Linked DNA regions of Mus musculus: region 2 is linked to region 1. The links are chromatin loops, found by intact Hi-C in ENCODE. Cell type or tissue: left cerebral cortex. All regions are shown on one strand. Each heading gives the region's core, and the rest is flanking DNA. Links, peaks and the distances in the headings are about the cores only.

What was found. Hi-C counts contacts between places; a loop is a spot of excess contacts. Peaks named below come from ENCODE experiments on the same cell type or tissue, not always from the same donor. Only the 100,000 strongest peaks of a DNase experiment are listed, where the experiment ranks them.
Region 2: it touches region 1 in a loop (3-fold over the local background); 13 of 42 quality-filtered maps call a loop at or near these places.

Annotation. Positions count from the first base shown.
Region 1 is chr12:65,046,218-65,056,747 of GRCm38, reverse strand. Prpf39 (pre-mRNA processing factor 39) reads right to left here. Exons shown (of 14, transcript NM_177806.3): 5 at 8,468-8,635; 6 at 3,297-3,462; 7 at 2,670-2,777; 8 at 1,428-1,592; 9 at 984-1,110; 10 at 229-497. Gm25970 (a small nucleolar RNA gene) reads right to left here and starts at 175; the gene lies at 90-175. In left cerebral cortex, for the core only: no CTCF peak of the experiment used is centred there; no DNase peak of the experiment used is centred there.
Region 2 is chr12:64,988,432-64,996,431 of GRCm38, reverse strand. It overlaps Togaram1 (TOG array regulator of axonemal microtubules 1), which reads right to left. Exons shown (of 20, transcript NM_177805.3): 8 at 3,792-3,887; 9 at 751-926. Among named protein-coding and RNA genes, the nearest start is that of Togaram1, 27 kb to the right of the region's middle. In left cerebral cortex, for the core only: no CTCF peak of the experiment used is centred there; DNase peaks (open chromatin) are centred at 1,969 and 4,749.

The sequences.
Region 1 (10,530 bases), core at 1,040-9,039:
AGTTAATTACAAAGATCACAATATTTACAACTTTAAGTAACCATAACTTTCGCACACTTTAAACACAAAGAAAGAAAAAATATTAAAAGTGGCAACATCAGTTTAGAGGGACTGTTGTCCTCATGTAGTAATAAATATATTACTGTATAGACCAAATCTTTCATCACAGTTGCCAAAGGGAAAAAGTACTAGCTTTTTATGAAAAATGTTGTTAAAAAATGTACATACCTTATCTTTTTCGATTGCTTCCAAAAGTACCTTTCTTGATTTTGGAAGATTTTTCTGTATTTTGAAAAGATGTCGGGCTAGTTTGATAGCATAAAATGATGACTCATTATTTGATTTGGCATTCTTTATAGCATCCTGAAGCAAATGTTCGGCTTCTTCCATATTTCCATGCCGTCGTTCTAAACTTACTCTTCGCAATCGAACCATTGCCAATCCTAGAACACATTCTTCAAACGTTCTCAAGATAATCCTGGCTTCATTAATATTCCCTAAAATAGTAATTACATATTTATACTTTTGTTTAAATTTTTGAAATAGACTTTATATCAAGCAATGAAAAACATTAGCCTGCAGTCTAGATCTAGTGTGGGATGGGGTGTAAACACCCATGCTTACTTATTTTGTACTGTCTACAGCTGCTCTTAGGATATGGCAAGGAAACAATAAAGCTTTTATAGAATTGCCAAATTCTCATTTATACCTCCCTTAGTTCTCAATTCCTGTAACTCCACCCTGTGCTAAAACATCAATTGAGGGGCTAAGAGTAAGATTCAGCAGATAGGAGCACTGGCTGCTGTTGTAGAGGACCCAGGCTCACTTCTCAGCACCCTCAACCCTGTTTAGTGTAGTCCCTGAAATTCCCATACACTCTACTGGTATCTGCAAACACTTCGTATGGATAGGCATGCAGGCAAAACACCCATTCATATAAAGTAAATACATAAATTAAATCAACTGAACATTCTTTTTCTTACCCTGTTGTTCCTCAAAAGCTGCCCAAAGCATGTGTGCCATGGGTTTCTTTGGGAGGTGAACAGTACAAGCTCTGCTGAAGACATGCCTCACTCCTTCAATGCTATGGTTTTCCATGTACTTGGCATACTACATACAAAAAACAGGAAATACTGAATAATTTACAGTTGAATACGTGATGGATTAAATATGTGACAGAACGATAAAATTCTATTTTTAAACCCATTCAGCACCTTTATTGAACCACTAGACTAGTTTCTGTAAGGAAGGACGAAGAGAGGCAACGAGGTTGGCATATGCAGCAGTCAAATCTGGTTGCAAGCAGACCATCTCCTAATGCAACAGATATAGTTATATGAACAACATTCAACAGAAGTACAAAAAAGGTTAGTCACTAGATCAATGTTAAATGTATTCAAGTTAAACACACTCTATCATTTTCTTACCTTAATCCAAAACTCCTCATAGAGGGCACAAGATATGACACATCTTTCAAAGAGAACCACAACTCTTTCATGAGTCCCATTTTCAATTTCGAATTCTAAGTATTCTTTCCAGTTTTTTAGCTGAGCCTTTTCCAATGGTTTCACATGAAAATAAGGTCTTTTAATCTGTAAAAATATTATTATATGGCAATAAAAGTAAACCAAAATCAAAATATTTGAAGTAAATGAAATAAATACAAAGAAAATATTTTAAAACTCATTGCTGTTTATTTTTTGTTTGTTTTTGTTTTTTTCATTACAGTTTTGAAGAGAGATATGTGTGTCCTTAAGACAAAGTCTGAACGTAGCCCTGGCTGTCTTCGAACTCAATATGTACTCCAGGCTGGTCTTTTAAGAGGGTCCTTATTTTTATTACTAAGGTAAGCTACATTGTTTATTTATCAAAACTTATTTTACAGTCAGCCACAACAGACACACATATCTATTCACAGGCTAGATCATGAAAGGATAACTTACAAAAACAAAGCTACATCAAACCTTAAGATTGGGGCTGAGGAAGCTAAGCTGCAGGTGAGTAAGCAGGGTTAGAAAAACTGAAGAGGAAACATGAGAAAAAAGTAAATCAACTATGCTGATGGTAGTACATATCTTGTGAACTAACAAAATGCATACTTCAAATACGCAAATGAAGTATGAAACATACCTTACAAACAGAAATTAGTTAAATTCGTAAGACAAAAGCATCATTCATCTGTAGATGGTTGGGTGTGTTGTTTTTAATTTCTGAGATCAAGTCCTACGTAGCAAGGCTGATATGGAACTGATGTAACTGAAGATGACTTTCAACTTTTGAACCTTTTTTCTCTAGCTTCCAAGTGCTAAGATTTAAGACTTGGCATCCAACCTGGTCTATACATGGGGCTGGGATCAAACTCAGGGATTTGTGTATGTTGGGCAAGCATTCTACAAATTGAACCTAGCCCTTAGAACAGCTGTTATTTTATTGTCCACAAGATTTAGCACAATAAAGTTGATTTTTAAAGGAATTCACCTTAATCAGGAATCTTGCACTTGAAATACAAATGTAGTAAGATTCTAAAGCTGGTCATAGAAAATGTCAAATACAACTGAGATGCACACTTTGAATTATTACTAATACAGAAAGAAAAATTCACAATGGTGTCACTACTATAAGAAAAAATCTTATTTTTATATTTTAAGACTATAAAACAAAACACTTACACCTTCTTCAAATGTCCACCTCTTACTAACTTCATGCTCATTATAATTAAACATTTCTTGATGAATTTCAATGATTCTGTGTCTCATATTTTCTATTTCAGTAATTAGCTTGAAAAAAAAGAAAAAAATTAAAACTTATAAGTTACATACTAAAAATTCTCAATAGCACACATTTAAATATCTTCCACAGATATTTCATTCTTCAGTAGCTAGAGTATTTAATTTTGTTTTAGGTTGTTTTCTTGAGACAGGGTCTCTGTATATATAGTGCTGGCAAACCTGGAACACATTATGGAGACCAGCCTGTCCTGAACTAATGGAGATCCAATTGACTCTGCCCCCCAAATGCTGGCATTAACAGTGTGTGCCACCACACCCTGCTTTAAAAATGATTTAAAACACAACTTCAAAAAGCCAATTTCTTATGTATTTTCTACAATAGGAATAGTAGACTGCAATCAAAGTAAATTATTTTTTCTAGAGTAAGTTACTTCCAGGTGTGTCATGGTAAAACTTTCTCCTTAAAATTCATTCTTAAATCATACTGATCTAAATGGCACACTTTATCACCATTCCATTCCTGCTACCTAGTTTCTTATTCACTGACCATGTGATTAAGAGGGTTACCTTTGCTGGATCAGTTATGTCTTCAATTCCTGATGGAAGGTCATCACCAGGAGGGCCGTCATCACCACTGTGTCCATTTACAGAAGCTAATTCCCTTCTCAGCTGAATAAACTGTTCACCAGTTAAAAGATCTCTAGGCAAGTTATTTTGTACATGTTCTTTAAATCTAAAGGAAGAATTAAAAACCACTTGTCAGATACCTCCTATGTATTATTCCTTCAAATAAACGAGAAACCAGTCAAAATATGTAACACTTCTCTTTTTCTGTACCTACCACTTGGTGAGTATTTATGCATATATAAATAGATATAATTCCATCCCACTGTCTTTGCAGTGGAATGTAGAAGACACCTAACTCCAACTCTATTTCTCTTCTCATAATCTTAGTCTATCTATAAAACAGAACATATCTATTGTGCAAATTTAAATGAAACAGCTAATTCATATTAAAATTCTAAAGTGATCACCTACCAATTACTTACTCCTTCAGTCATTAACAATCCAATGACATTAGCTTAATTAAGGTCACCAATTACCATACATGCAAAGTATAATGTGTTCTTCAGTCCAGCCTCTATCTTCAGCACTCGAGGCTGCTAACCATATCTTCTTACTCCTAGACTTGTCTTCATTGCTTGGTTTAGGGGGTGCCACTCCCTTGGTTTTCCTCCAAATCTCTCTGATTGCTGCTTGAGCTCTTTTGGATCCCCACTACTACAGGCATTAACCCTATGTTTCCAAGAATTCTCTTTTATTCTCATACTTTTTATATACTTTCTTGCTAAAGTCATTAAGAGTTGAAGTAATTACTATATCAACAAAACTCAAAAATAAAACAGAAGTCCAAAACAGTATAAATCACAGATTACTATATCCAGTTGTCAATAGTCTACAGAAAAAAAAAAGTCATTTTACATATGAATGTAAACAAGTTTTACTAAGGTATAAAAACTTCTTGTCTTTTCAGACACTGACTCACCTGACACTGGTTTAAAACTCAAGATCTTTTTACTTTCATTCATCAATTATAAGCAATATACTGCTACACCCAGCTAACACATTTTCAATAACATGTTATTTCACTATTTCATTTGTCTAATTAATAACAATAATAACAACAACAATTTTAACCAAAACAAGGTTTCTCTGTGAAACAGAGCCCTGGCTGTCCTGGACTCAATTGTAGACCAAGCTGGCCTCGAACTCACAGAGATCCACCTATCTACACCCCACCCATGTTGGGGTTAAAGGCCCATGGCAACCATGCCCTATACCTTTTCTATGTATCTATGTATCTATCTATCTCTTTTGTAAACATTACTTTATATACTCCAATTTTAACTGTAAAGAGGAGGTAAAGTATTTGCGATATTGACTTTAAAATGGAATCTCCTATACTCTATTTGTTTATTTGTAATTTATTGGGCTTGATTGTTTTTCAAGACAAGGTCTCATTCTGTAGCTCTGCCTGGCTTGGAACTCAGTGATCTGCCTGTCTCTAACTCCCCAGTGCTGTGATTAAAGGCATGCCACCTAGAACTCACCATATACCTGAGATGGGCTATTAAATGATAGCCCACCCACTACCACCAAGTACTGTCTTCTAGTCTTTCCCAGTTATGTTATCATTCACATTCCATGTGATAACAGATCCTATTGATTCTATTTTCTAAATACATCTTTATGTCCTTACTTTTCTCCTGAATAAAGCGTCTTCCAACTTCTAGTCATATAATTCTCTTCCTCCATTGTTATTAGAAATGATTTAAGAAAAATAGAGTGACGTAAACAGAATGCGGTGGTGACACATGCCTTTAATCCCAACATTGGAGAGGCAGAGGTATTCTAATATTGGAAAGGTAGATGATAGGATTCCTCAGTTTCGACCTCCAGCATCCTAACTGTAATTCTAGTTCCATAGATAGCAGAACCATATGTGATAAATAGATGCATGTGTAGGCAAAATACTCATACATAAAATGAAAACTTCTGAAAGATAGAAAAACACAAGACTTCAGCCTCTCAACCCCTGACAAGAGCATATACAAGTTCCCACCAATATGCAAATAGCTAAAAGAAAAATCCAACATTGTTGCTGTGGTATTTAATCCCAGTACAAGAAGTAGAGACAATGCAGATCTCTTTGAATTCAAAGCTAGCCTGGTCCACAGATGGAGGTCCAGGCTAGCCAGGGATACACAAGTGAGACCTTATCTCAAGAAAAAGCAAAGCCAAACCAACCAACCAACTAATCAATCAATCAAAAAATTACTAGAAAGATGTAAAAAAAAAAAAATTACTAGAAAGATGCACAGCAACCCGGGCGTGGTGGTGCACGCCTTTAATCCTAGCACTTGGGAGGCAGAGGCAGGCAGATTTCTGAGTTCGAGGCCAGCCTGGTGTACAAAGTGAGTTCCAGGACAGCCAGGGCTATACAGAGAAACCCTGTCTCGAAAAACCATAAAAAAAAAAAAAAGAAAGATGCACAGAACCCAAGTTCATTTTCCATCATCCACAGGGCAGTTCATAACTGTCTATAACTCAGTTCCAGGGGATGAACTGACATTTCTTGATTCTATAGGCACCAAGCACACATGATGCATGCACTCGCGCGCACACACACTACACACATACACACGTGTGTGTGTGTAGGTAAAATATTCATACAATACACACAAGGAACAAAATATTACATTTACTTATTTTGGAGGGGGCAATGAGTCAGGGAGTAAGTTGTGACAGTGAGTGTTCTCCTTTCACAATATGGCTACCAATGACTGAACTCAGGTCATAAGACTTACAGTTAAAACCATTTACCCACTGACCCATCTGGCTAAGACACACATATTCATGCTGAAGCATCCAGCAGGTCCCAGTACTTGAGAGATAGAGGTAGGTGTATCTCTGAGTTCAAGGCCATCATAGCCTACAGAGTGAGTTCCAGGACAGCCAGGGCTATGCAGAAAATCATCTCAAAAATAAAATAAATCAAGCAGAATACTCATTGCAAAAAAGATCTGGAGGGCTAGAAAGAGGGTTCATTAGCTAACAGCACGCATGCACCATTGTCACAGCATACCAGAGTTCAGTTCCCAGCACCCATGATTCTAAGAGATCTGAAGCCCTCTTCTGGACTTAACAGACAGACAACTGCACACACATGCACATATCACCATCCCAAGCCACAAAACAAAACAAACAAAACCCCTAAAAAGATTTGGAAGGACTCAGTGGTAAATAAAAATATTTAGAGAGCACAGATTTCAACAATGGGGACTGTCTGAAAGGTATTACCTCACCCCCAAGGCTTTCTCTTTCTGTTTCCAGGTAATCATGAACTGAGCAGCTCTGGCCACCTCCTGCTTCCCACTACTATGTTCTTCTTAGAGCTAGATGATCATGGCACCTTTAAAATTGCTGATACAATGGGAGGCAAGAAGGGCTCATGAGCTCCATCCCTAAAACACTGCTGACAGTTAATGGTTTCTGGGGAATAGTCGTTTTCTTTAAGTGTGGCTGGCTTCATACCCCAAGTATACAGGCAATATAGGCAGTGAACAGATGTAAAGTATATAAGTTAAAAAAAAAATAATTAATTAATTAATTAATTAAAATTAAAAATACACACTAAATTTGGCAGAGGTAGGAATTAAGGGATAAATATGACCAAAATACAATGTATGAAACTCTCAAAAAACATAAAAGTTACAGTAATAGAAAGCTATCATTTCCTAAATAAAGGTCTTGTAATCTAAATGTCACCATGGTCTATGAAAATGCCTTGTATCTGATGTTCATTGGTCCAACAGGCATACAAATACTACGACTTATGGTAGTAATGTATTTCAGCAAGTGGGTACCTAGGTTATTATGTACTAGAAACCTGTCTACCTGTTCTAGCTCATCAATAATAGAGACAGAATACTGAACTACAATGTTTCTTTTTTTCCTCTTAGTTCCTATTTCTAACACAGCCTGTAACTTCTATTTTTAGCATATTATATATCTATAGTACTTTATATATTTTCATTAACCAACTTAGAATATCATTTAAATTTTTCTTCCATATACATTACTTATAACAATTAACAAAAACACAAAATAGGGTATGGTGGTACATACACACATGAAATCTCAGCACTCAGAAGGTGGAGACTGGAGAATCATGAGTTCAAGGCCAACTGGGGTCCCCTGAAACAGTCTCAAAAGAAAACAACCCAAAACAAAGTACATATGTTATATACACATACACTGAGGAAAAGAAAAAAAAAAAAACCAGCAAAGACACAATCTCATACTTATTCAGAGTTTCTGGGTTCTTAGCAATGAGATGCCTTGCAGCTGAGCACCATGCACACACCTGCAACCACAGCACTCAGGAAGCATAAGGAGGAAAAGATGGAAGGTCAAGGCACACAGGAGCCACACAGTGGCTTCAAGCTTCAACCTACCTATCAAGATCTTTCTCAAAAGCAAAAAGAAACCAAAACCAAAACTACACATGGAAACCATGGTACAGAGAGTTCTTGAAAACCTATGAAGTTATTTAATACAACTTATATCCAGAAAATCATAAAGTAAAATTTAAATATAATGATACTTAATAATTTGAAGAACTAACAAAGACAGAATAAGATAAAAAGTTAACCTCTAAACTGCAATCTTTGCTGTTCTGGGTATGTTTATGCATATCAGGAATGTACATTTTGTAAATCCTTAAGTAGTTAAGCCAGACATGATTATAAGGTTTATGTCTATAATCTCAGATCCTGCTATGCTGAGACAGAAGGAGTAAAGATTCTAGGCCAGCATGGGAAACACAGCAACATACAATCTCAAAAAATAAAATAAAAAAAGCACTTAACAACTGCCAAGCACCATATAAATTTAGTACTACAAATATTCATTCACTAAACTCTATTTTCTCATTTCTTCACTGCTCTGAAGTACTTTGCATATAAAATGAATAAGAAAAAATTTCCATACGAAACTATTAAATCATTAAACATTTCACAAGATACAAGGAAAATATAAAAATTAAGACATAAAATTTGATTCTCTGGAAAGTTTAATCTAATAAAATCTCATCTAACATATTGAAAAAAAATTTAATAATTAATATTGACAATTAAGCACCTAGCAAAAGATATTTCAAAGATCTTTTAACCTACCTCTGAAAATGATGACTGTACAGCTGTGTTGGAATACCAAGAATACGATCGTATACAGCTGTAACTTCTCGCAGATTTCCCTGTTCATTCTCCCAGTTTATATACATTTCCCATAATTTGTCAGATCGAAAATCTGTTCCTGCAGCTAGAACAGCATGCTCAAAAGTTCTGAAAAATTAAATTGCTCATAAGTTATCTTTCCAAGTAAAATCACTTTAAAATATTTCTAAATTTAGAAAGTAATACTGAAATCAAAGTTATATTTAGTTGCTTCCTAGGCAAGCATGGATTAAAAAGTGGAATCATAGCAGAATTGATCAAAAGAATAAATAAAAACCCAAAGGGTAGTAAAGACGAGTGCAGTTTCTTTTCTATAGAATGTAAAACATTCACAATTCACAGAAGTAAGAGAAATATGTAAAGATTCCTTTAGTGCAGAGAACTGAAGAATTTGCAGACCTCAATCAAGGAATATGCCAGCAAAAATGACTCTAAGGGACTCAAACTGTCATATAAGCTAATGAGAATATACTTTTGTCAAAAGCACCTTTTAATTATAATAGTTATTGTGGAAGCAAATGTTTTAAGATATTATCTAATTTCAAGAGATATGTTCCATCAGTAGATTTGATATTTAATAAACAAAACTTCAGGAATGGAGAGATGGCTCAGCAAGTTAAGTGCTAACTCATAAATGTGAGAATAGGGACTTAAATTCCCAGAATTCTTGTAAATACTAAGTGATGGGCATGGTGGCCTGCTGGCATTAGGAAAGGAGGGAGACAAGGGATCCCCAGAGCACACTAGCTGGCTTGAACAACCCAAATGGCAAGCTCTGGGTTCAACTTTAGTGAATAAGGTACTGACTGAGGAAAATACCTGAAAAGTTAACTCTGGGACTCCACACACATACACCCACACACAAGTGAACTCTCACTCACTACATAATAACTAAAACAAAACAAAAATCCATCTTTCTAGTACAGTTTCAAAACAAGCTCCTCAAATATCAATCACAGGTCAACAAATTAGCCCAACAAGTCACATCACTTGCCAGAAAGCCTGAGGGCCTAAATTCATCCCCCCAGACTCACATGGTAGAAGAGAACTGACCTGTAGTCACAAGTTTACTGATCTGTAGCATATGTTTCTCCCTATATATATTTTAAAATGTTACAAAAATTTGAGTTAAACAAACAACCTCCTCCTAAAAAAACAAGGGTCTCTTACCCAAACAGACCACACTTCCAAAATTATCTTACAATTTTAATATAATCAAAAAAGTTCTAATTTAGGAAAATCAGGAATTCAAATTTGATTTTTATATACTATTAAATACTATAAGTATTTTTATAAAAGGGTAATGAGTTAAGCATTTTCCTGAAAATATCATAAGAAAGGCATTATAGTTTCCTGGGTACCTGGTAGAGATACGGCACATGTACATATACACAGGTAAGCATTCATTCACACAAAGTAAAATAATAAATCTTAAAAAAAAAAATAGTGCCTAAGAGGAAACAGGAAAAAAAGGTGTAATAATTTAATGAACACAAAGAGGACATTTTCAATCAACATACAAAGACTAAACTATTTAACACAGGAAGGATTAACGTGCACAGACTGCCCTTCTAGAGAACCCAGAAACTCAGCACCCACAAGGTGGCCCAGTCATCTCTAACTCTAGTTGGATCTGGGATCCAACACTGTTTTATGGCCTTCACAGACACCAGGCACTCACATGTTACATAGACATACATGCAGGCAAGACACCCACATCCATTAAATAATTTTTTTAATTAAAAATACAGTATTTATACATTCTTGGCGAGAGATACACAAAACATAGGATCCAATGACTTAATATTTAAAGAGAGGTCTCATTATGTAGTCCTGGAATTCACTGTACAGACCAGGCCTACTCCAAATTGACAGGGATCTATCTGCCCATACTTCCAGAGTACCAGGATTACAGTTACCTGGTATCATGGCTGGCAAGACTCAATATTTTGATACATTAAGGAAAAAAAACTATAATAAAAAGTCACTAAACAAAGTTCATT
Region 2 (8,000 bases), core at 1-8,000, 59 kb after region 1:
ATTATATAAACCATGAGTGTAGCATAAAAGCATACTATATATCAGAAATTTAAGTGATTAAAAATCAGAAATTTCAATTACCTAAAACATTAAAAATATAAATCAAGGGGCTGGGGAGACAGTTCTGTTTATAAAAAGTATATACACTGTTAAAGTTTGCCGAACTTAAAATTGTAGAACACAAATAAAGCCAGGTATAGTGGTATACTTCTCATTCTTCTACAAGGTGGGAGATGGAAACAGAATTCCCAGAAAGCTTGTGTAGCAACTAGCCTGGCTTATACAGTATAGTGATGGAAATGTTTCCTCAAACAAGGTGGAAGTTGTGGACACACAAAGTTGTGTTTTCACTTTCACACAAACACACACCCACATTCCCCCCCACACACATACATGCACCTACACACACACATATACACCCATACACAAATACACATGATGCAGGAACACATAGACAAGTTCAAAATAAAAGTAAAGTTGTTAATTAAAAGAAGTTTGCCGCCGGGCAGTGGTGATGCACGCCTTTAATCCCAGCACTTGGTAGGCAGAGGCAGGTGGATTTATGAGTTAGAGGCCAGCCTGGTCTACAGATTGAGTTCCAGGGCAGCCAGGGCTACACAGAGATACCCTGTCTCGAAAAACAAAACAAAACAAAACAAAAAAAACAACAAAAAAAGAAGTTTGCCACCCCACAACTTATATAAAATACAATTTGAGATATTATAGCTAAAGATTAATAGATAACCTTACATCTTTGTCATTTTCAACCTCAGGATATAGTGGAGCATTATGCTGGACTGCTCTTCCATAAACCCCTGATGGCGGTTCAATGCTTGGTTTCACTGGAAACGTGTCCTCACTTTCCACAGAGGATATTACTGGCTGGCTGCAAGTTGTTGGTGCTGAATTTGGATTTCCAAATACACCTGCAATCAAACAGTTATTGGTTACGTAATGGCACTCTAGATAACCAATTTTAATATCACGTATTTTTATCTAAGAAAAACAATGCACTGTCAAACACATGTTAACTAATCATGAAATAAACAAACAAATATCCTAATCAGACAAGAAGATAGTGGTTTCTGAAAGTGTAAGTGAAAATCACATATTTAAGTGCGGTTCATGGGAAGACTCATAGGAAGACTGCTATGAACTATACATTTAAGATGACTTCTACATGCAAGACTTTGAACTGGGATTTGTTTAGATACACAAAGAAGAAAGAAAAGCATAAATTTTGAAGTAGATAAAGTTTTATGGAAAGTTTAACCAAAAAAAAAAAAAAAAAACCCAAAACCCCAACAAGCCTATGTCTAAGGTATAGCAGTTTGAGTAAAAATGACCCCCAAAGGCTTATAAATTTTAATCCTTGGTCACTAGGGAGGGGTGCAGTTTGAAAAGATGGAACTATGGCTTTTTTTGAGGAAGTGTGTCCCTGAGAGTGTGCTGCATTGAGGTGTCAAAGGTCCATACCAAGCCCCGAGTCTTTCTCTTCCTGCTGCCTGTGGATCAAGATGTAGAACTCTCAGCTATTTCTTTAGCACAGTGTCTGTCCTGCATGCTGCCAAGCTTCCCACCACATGATAATGGACTAAACCTCTGAAACTATAAGCCAGCCCCAATTAAGTGTTTGTCTTTATAAAAAGTTGCTCTGGTCATTATGTCTATTCAGAGGAACAGAATACTGACAAAGACACAACAAAAATTGAAATTATGGACAATAAATTTTCAGGAATAGTCTAAAGATAATTTGAGGAGAGTCTTAAATGAGATTATCAAATTAAGTATTTCCAACAAATTCTATTTCATAATACTAAACAAAAAGATGCATCCTTTGTTGTGTATCTGCCCACATCTTAGCTTTTCAGTTCAGAAACAAAGGAGCACTAGCACCAGCATTCACCTTACTCTGCTTTCTGACTGCACACACGACAGACGTGCGAAGCACTGCCTACGGATATTACAGCCCAAGCTGGCAGCAGAACTTGGCAGTGTAACTTTATATTTTTATTTTTATACAGACAAAAACTAAGAGTTATATGGCCGTAAAAATTTACGTCAAGGTTCCAGAAAATTCTTGAGTCCAGGCAATGTATGACAGGAATAGGTTCTATGCTGGTTCAAGGTGGACCTTGAGAGGCTACTGAATAAAACTGTGTCCACAACAGTCTCAGGCCTTTGAACACGTGGTCCCCAGATGTTGATATTATTTGAAGGTGTGGCCTTGCTGGAGAAGTATGCCACTGGGAGGGCCAGCTTTGAGAGTTCATAGTCTTGCCCTACCTCTGGTTTGCCCTCTGCTTCCTGCTCCTACCACCATGCCTGTCACCTGATGCCATGCCCCCCTACCATCATGGGATTGTATCTTCCATGGCCCCTGCTTCAGTTTTTGACTCTAGGTTCCTCCTTGAGGTCCTTCCAGCCTTGGCTTCCCTTCCACATGGACTATAAACAGTAAGCCACATAAACCCTTTCTTTTCCTAAATCAGTGTTACCACAGCAACAGATACCGTAGGATAGATAAGCTATGAAGCCTAATTTGTAACGTAGACCTCAGTAGGTAAAGATACCAGGACCATGGAATATTTTTGAGGGAAGCTTCATGCATATAGAAGAGCCAGCTAAAGAAGAGGGCAATGTGCTGCAGATGGTAGAGCTGGAAGACCAGGGACACGCAAAGCCAACAGACCGGAAATTGTGATCACAAGGCACACATGGCTATAGGATTTGGCAACAGTTCTGTTGAGTTTCTATCTTGCTCTGGTCTGATATTACCTTGGCTTTATTCCTCCTTTTTGAAATGGGCATGCTTATTTTGTGTCATTGTATACTGAAGTATGCAACTTGGTTTTACTTTATTTTAAAATTTATTTTATCTTATTGGGGTTCATGCTGTAAGACTGCCTTCAGTCTCAAGAAATTTGGACTCTTTAATGGTGGGACTATGAGAAGTTTTGAAGTTGGAATAAATACATTTGTATCATGAGATGACTGTGACCCTGTGGGGCCAAAGATGGAATGTTATGATTCAAAGTGATGCGTTTGAACATCATACTGACAAGGGGTGTAGACGTGTGATAATAAATCTACTTGACTGAAACTAGAATCATCTTAGAAACACACTTCTGGGTTAGTCAATGAGGACATTTTCAGATAAGCTGACTGAGGGATGGTGCACCTTAAAGATGAGTAGGCTGGGGTCCTACACTGAACAGCAAGCAGGAACTAAGCTGAACATGAACATTTATCTCTCTGCTCCTTACTGCAAATGGAGTGTGACCAGCTACATTGCTGCCATTATGACTTTCCCACCACAATGTACTCTATTCCCTGACATTATGGGCTAAGTTAAAGTCCTTGTCTCTCAAGTTGCTTTTTGTAAGGTATCTGGTTACAGTCATGGGAAAATAAAAAAGGCAGCATTTATTTAAAAAAAAGAAAATTTAAAGGTACTTAAAGTAATTATCCTACTTCAAGGTTGTCTTACATCTTTAAAATATATAACATGGGTTCATTTTGATTTACTAGAAATAATACATTTTATATTAAATTATATTATTAAAGATAAAGACTGCGATTTAGACTTTAAATCATAATAAAATTATCATAGTTACCTTAAAACTGTCCAACTACTTTTTGAAAGTTACTGATATGAACGACCCATAATTTCACTCAAGGACAGAAATAAGAATTTAAGCATTCATTTTTAATTATTTAAATTAATATCGACAAGATTTGCTTATGTGTAAAGAATGCATAAATTGATAGGCTAGATAACTTTTAAATACCTTTTCCAACAATTACTACTGAGTCTTCTGATAAGGTGTTTGTAGATGTGAAGTCAAAACTGGAAATCTGCTGTAAATTTGATGACCTAGTAAATCCTAAAACAAAAAGGAAGAAGAAAGGAGAGAGTAACAAACACATTTAAAAACATTATAGACTATTTTAGGTTATGAGGCCTTTAAAATTGAAAATGTATTTTATAAAAAAAAATAGATGACTGAAGTCAGTAAGTATGTAAAGTCAGAATGCCCACTAGACATTAGCTCCCACAGAGAACGACAGCAATGAAGCCTCCCGTCCCGTCCCTTACGGACTCTCTACAGGCCAGGGTTGAGGATGAGAGAAGCGTATAATCGTACAGTTGTGCACTGATCATCAGAGAGCTAAGCAATGAAAATGGAGGAACCCGTGCATACCATACAGAGATGAGGCCAATCTCAAGAAAACCGCACTCTTCTAGGCTGCTCGAATTGGTTTACTTGCCCAGTTTACTACAGGTAAATACACAGCCTATCATCCTTGACCAGCTGTTATTTCAGATCAGAAAAAAATTAAGCCCCCCCCCCTTTTCCTTTGTGTCATTTTTGAGGCAGAGTCTTGCTATGTAGCCCAGAGTAGCCTCAAATGCAAAAACATCTTGCCTCTACCTCCTGAGTCTTGAGACTGCAAGTATGCACCACTATGTCTAGCTAAAATGGTCATCTTATCTGCTCCACAGTTGTCACATGCCCCCCCACCTCCCAAAAGGCAGCTCTTTACTTATTGAAACTCACAATATACACCAGGTTGGCCTTAAACTCATGGCAACCCTCTAGTCACAAGCTCTCAAAGACTGAGACTCCAAGAAGGAACTACCACCTGACTAAAGAAATTGCTTTAAGTGCAGCTAGCATAGAAGAATTTAGGAAATGGACAAAGCACCCATCCACAGTACTGATCACTATTGCAGTTTAAAAATATAACAGTTACAGTGGCTAGTGACAATAGAGAAGTTCTAGCTAGCAGAAGGAAGGAACTTTCCTGCTGCCACATCTTGGGCCCACGGTTGCCACCTACACAAACAACTTACATGGTTTTCTTACTATATCTGAGTGATGACATTTTTTTTTTTTTTTTTGGTTTTTCAAGACAGGGTTTCTCTGTATAGCCTGGCTGTCCTGGAACTCGCTCTGTAGACCAGGCTGGCCTCGAACTCAGAAATCCACCTGCCTCTGCCTCCCAAGTGCTGGGATTAAAGGCCCACCACACCTGGCTGAAATGTCTTAGAAAAGAAAGCTGTTGGTATGTATGTGGCTGTACATGTTCTTGGGGTAAATCTCAGTATGGATTCCTAGTTTTAACTAATGTTTACTCCTTTGAATTGGCTCCTTTAGACAAGAGCATAGACCATAAACCTAAAGAGTTATTTAAGAAATAACCTATCAGCAGAATGGTAAGTTAAAAACCTTAAAGTTAAGAATTCTTAGAATTATTTTTTCTTGGTATGCTTAGAGAAGATTCTGACTTAGATATATTGAATATTAAAAATTAATTTGTCATGAAATTTACAAACCTTTTGTATACTTTTGCCTTGGGTGTTCCTTATTTTGTATTTTTAAAGCACTAGGTGAAATGTCATGTGACCTATCATCTTCAAAATCACCACATCCAAACCCATAGTTCATACGTTGGCCAATTATGCTTACACTGGGTGTTGTTATCCCTATAAAATAAAATAATATTTATTTAAATAATGTGGTAATATTTACAATAGGTAATATCTTTCCTCTAAATCGATTTTGTTAAATACTTTTTTAAAAGATCAGCAATATTAGAAATTATGTTAGTAATTTTTAAAGTTTTACTATATTTTAAGCCAAGTAATTTTCAGTGAAATAAAAAATATAATGTTTGAAAGTTAGTTAAATAATTGTATGTTAAATGATGTAGTGGTGCATGCTTGTAATCCTAGCAACCAAGAACTAGAGATAAGAGGATCACAAGTCTGAGGTTATCCTAGGCTACATAAAATGTTCAATGACAACTAGGGCTACAAAAATGAATTAAGAACTTAACTGATTAAATTAATAAATAAAATCCTTAAATTTTCACAAAAAAGAAAAATGTTCAAATGTTATAGCAATGGCTAATTATTAAGAAAGAAAGAAAGAAAGAAAGAAAGAAAGAAAGAAAGAGAGAAAGAAAGGTAGAAAGAAAAAAGAAAAAAAATCCAAAGGTTTCAAGAGAGGCATAAAGGGGCCTATGTTCTTTACGCCTTTCTCTTGTGCTCCCATGTGATGAGTGTACACTGGTCTGGCTAATGATGCAGACATTTTGCATAATTAAGAACTCTGCACCTGGAATCATGCTTAGCAGACTAGATTTCTGCCCTGCAGCTTAACTGCTGAGAGATCCTGCTAAGCCATTTCATGTGTGTAAAATGAGAAGGAGAGTAAAACCTTTCCCAGAACTGTCACATGAGTTAAATGCAGGAAATTGAATGCTAGACATAGTGGCATGTGCTTAAAAGCTCTAAAGCCTGGGATGGTGAAACAGGAGAAACACTGTGAATTTGAGGCCAGTATGGGCTACATACAAAAAGGTTAAGGCTAGCCTGGTGTATACAATGAGGCCTTGTTTTATATATCCCCTCTCCCTGGGATTGGGGTGTGAGGGCAAATACACATAAAGAACTTAATATACTACCTAGCATATTGCAAATACTCAAACAATATTATATCTCTAAAATATACTAGTGTTGTTTATGACCCTTTAACAAGTATGTACTACTTGTTAACAAGAATGTACTACTTGTTAACCATTTTCCTGTTTAAATCATCTATACTCTACCACTACTGGAACTTCAAAATATTTACTAAGTAAAAATTCCTATTCAGTATTTTTGCATCCCTGCCAACTTTAATACATAACTCCAATATAAAACAGTAAGCAATAATATACTTCATTTTAAGATAATGCAATACTTGAGGCTGAAGAGATGCCTCAACAGTTAAGAGCACTTAATGGTCTTCTAAAATACCCAGGTTCAATTCCCAGCAACCACATGGCAGCTGACAATTGTTTATAACTCTAGTTCCAGGGGATCTGACGTATTCACACAGACCTATGTACAGGCAAAACACGGTACACATAGAGTAAAAATAAATTGTAAGTAATATAATACTTTAATGAAAACAAAATAACTGGAAAAGTGCTGGCTCTTGAAAGCTGAGCTAGGAAGAACAGGAAATAAAGGGTTTCAGCTAAGTTTACAAAAATCTGCTTACACTAACATGGCCCTAGATTAGATCTCCAGTACCACATAAGACTGGCTTAGCAATAGCAGCACATGTCAGTTATCCCAGAACTTGTGAGGTAAAGCCAGCAGGATCAGATGTTCAAGGCCACACAGCAAGTCAAGACCACCTGGCTACATGAGACTTCTTTCAAAAAACTAAAACAAAAACCTCATTTTAAATGATAATGGCCTTCCAGAAGGAACTGAATTTTTAAATTCTTAGTTTTAATAGTTAATCTAGGTATTAGACATTAGTAGAATATACTGGATTTCGGTAGAAATGTTTCTACTAATGTTTGGCACTGAAGGTATTGGAAAGTCATTTAGGGAGTTCAGTATTATTTACAGTAAAAGATACAAGCATACACGGAAACAGTCCCTGGAAACACTGCAGTCAAGGCATGCTGTCTTTATCATCTTTATACCACTTCACACAATGTCTATTCTGATCAGTATTTTTTCATGTTTTACAATAAACAAAAGTACTTTTGCAGGAATCACTTACAAACAAACTCAATCACTAACAAAGCAAACTCAAATGAAAATGATTCTAAACATTAGGTATTTAATAGTTTGACAGACTGTTAAGTTTATCAAGGATATCTTACACTAAACCCAGTAATAACAGATGTTCTTAAGTTTGTCACTAGAAATCACCAAGATTTGATAAGAGTACTGATTTCTTATTATAATCAGGAGTTCACTAGGTATGAGATGTGGCCTCAGAATCTATTCCCATGCAAAGATTAAGTATGTATGGAAATTATCAAATATTTATTAATTCTGGAAAATGCAATCTATTATACATAGAGGTAGGTACGATTATAATCAATCGCTGACTGATATAAATTCTGCCTAAGTTCACAAAAGTAGCAGCAGAAAGGAACTCAAAACCAGGCTTTAAGTCAGTTATTTTTTCCAATCCTAAAGTAAA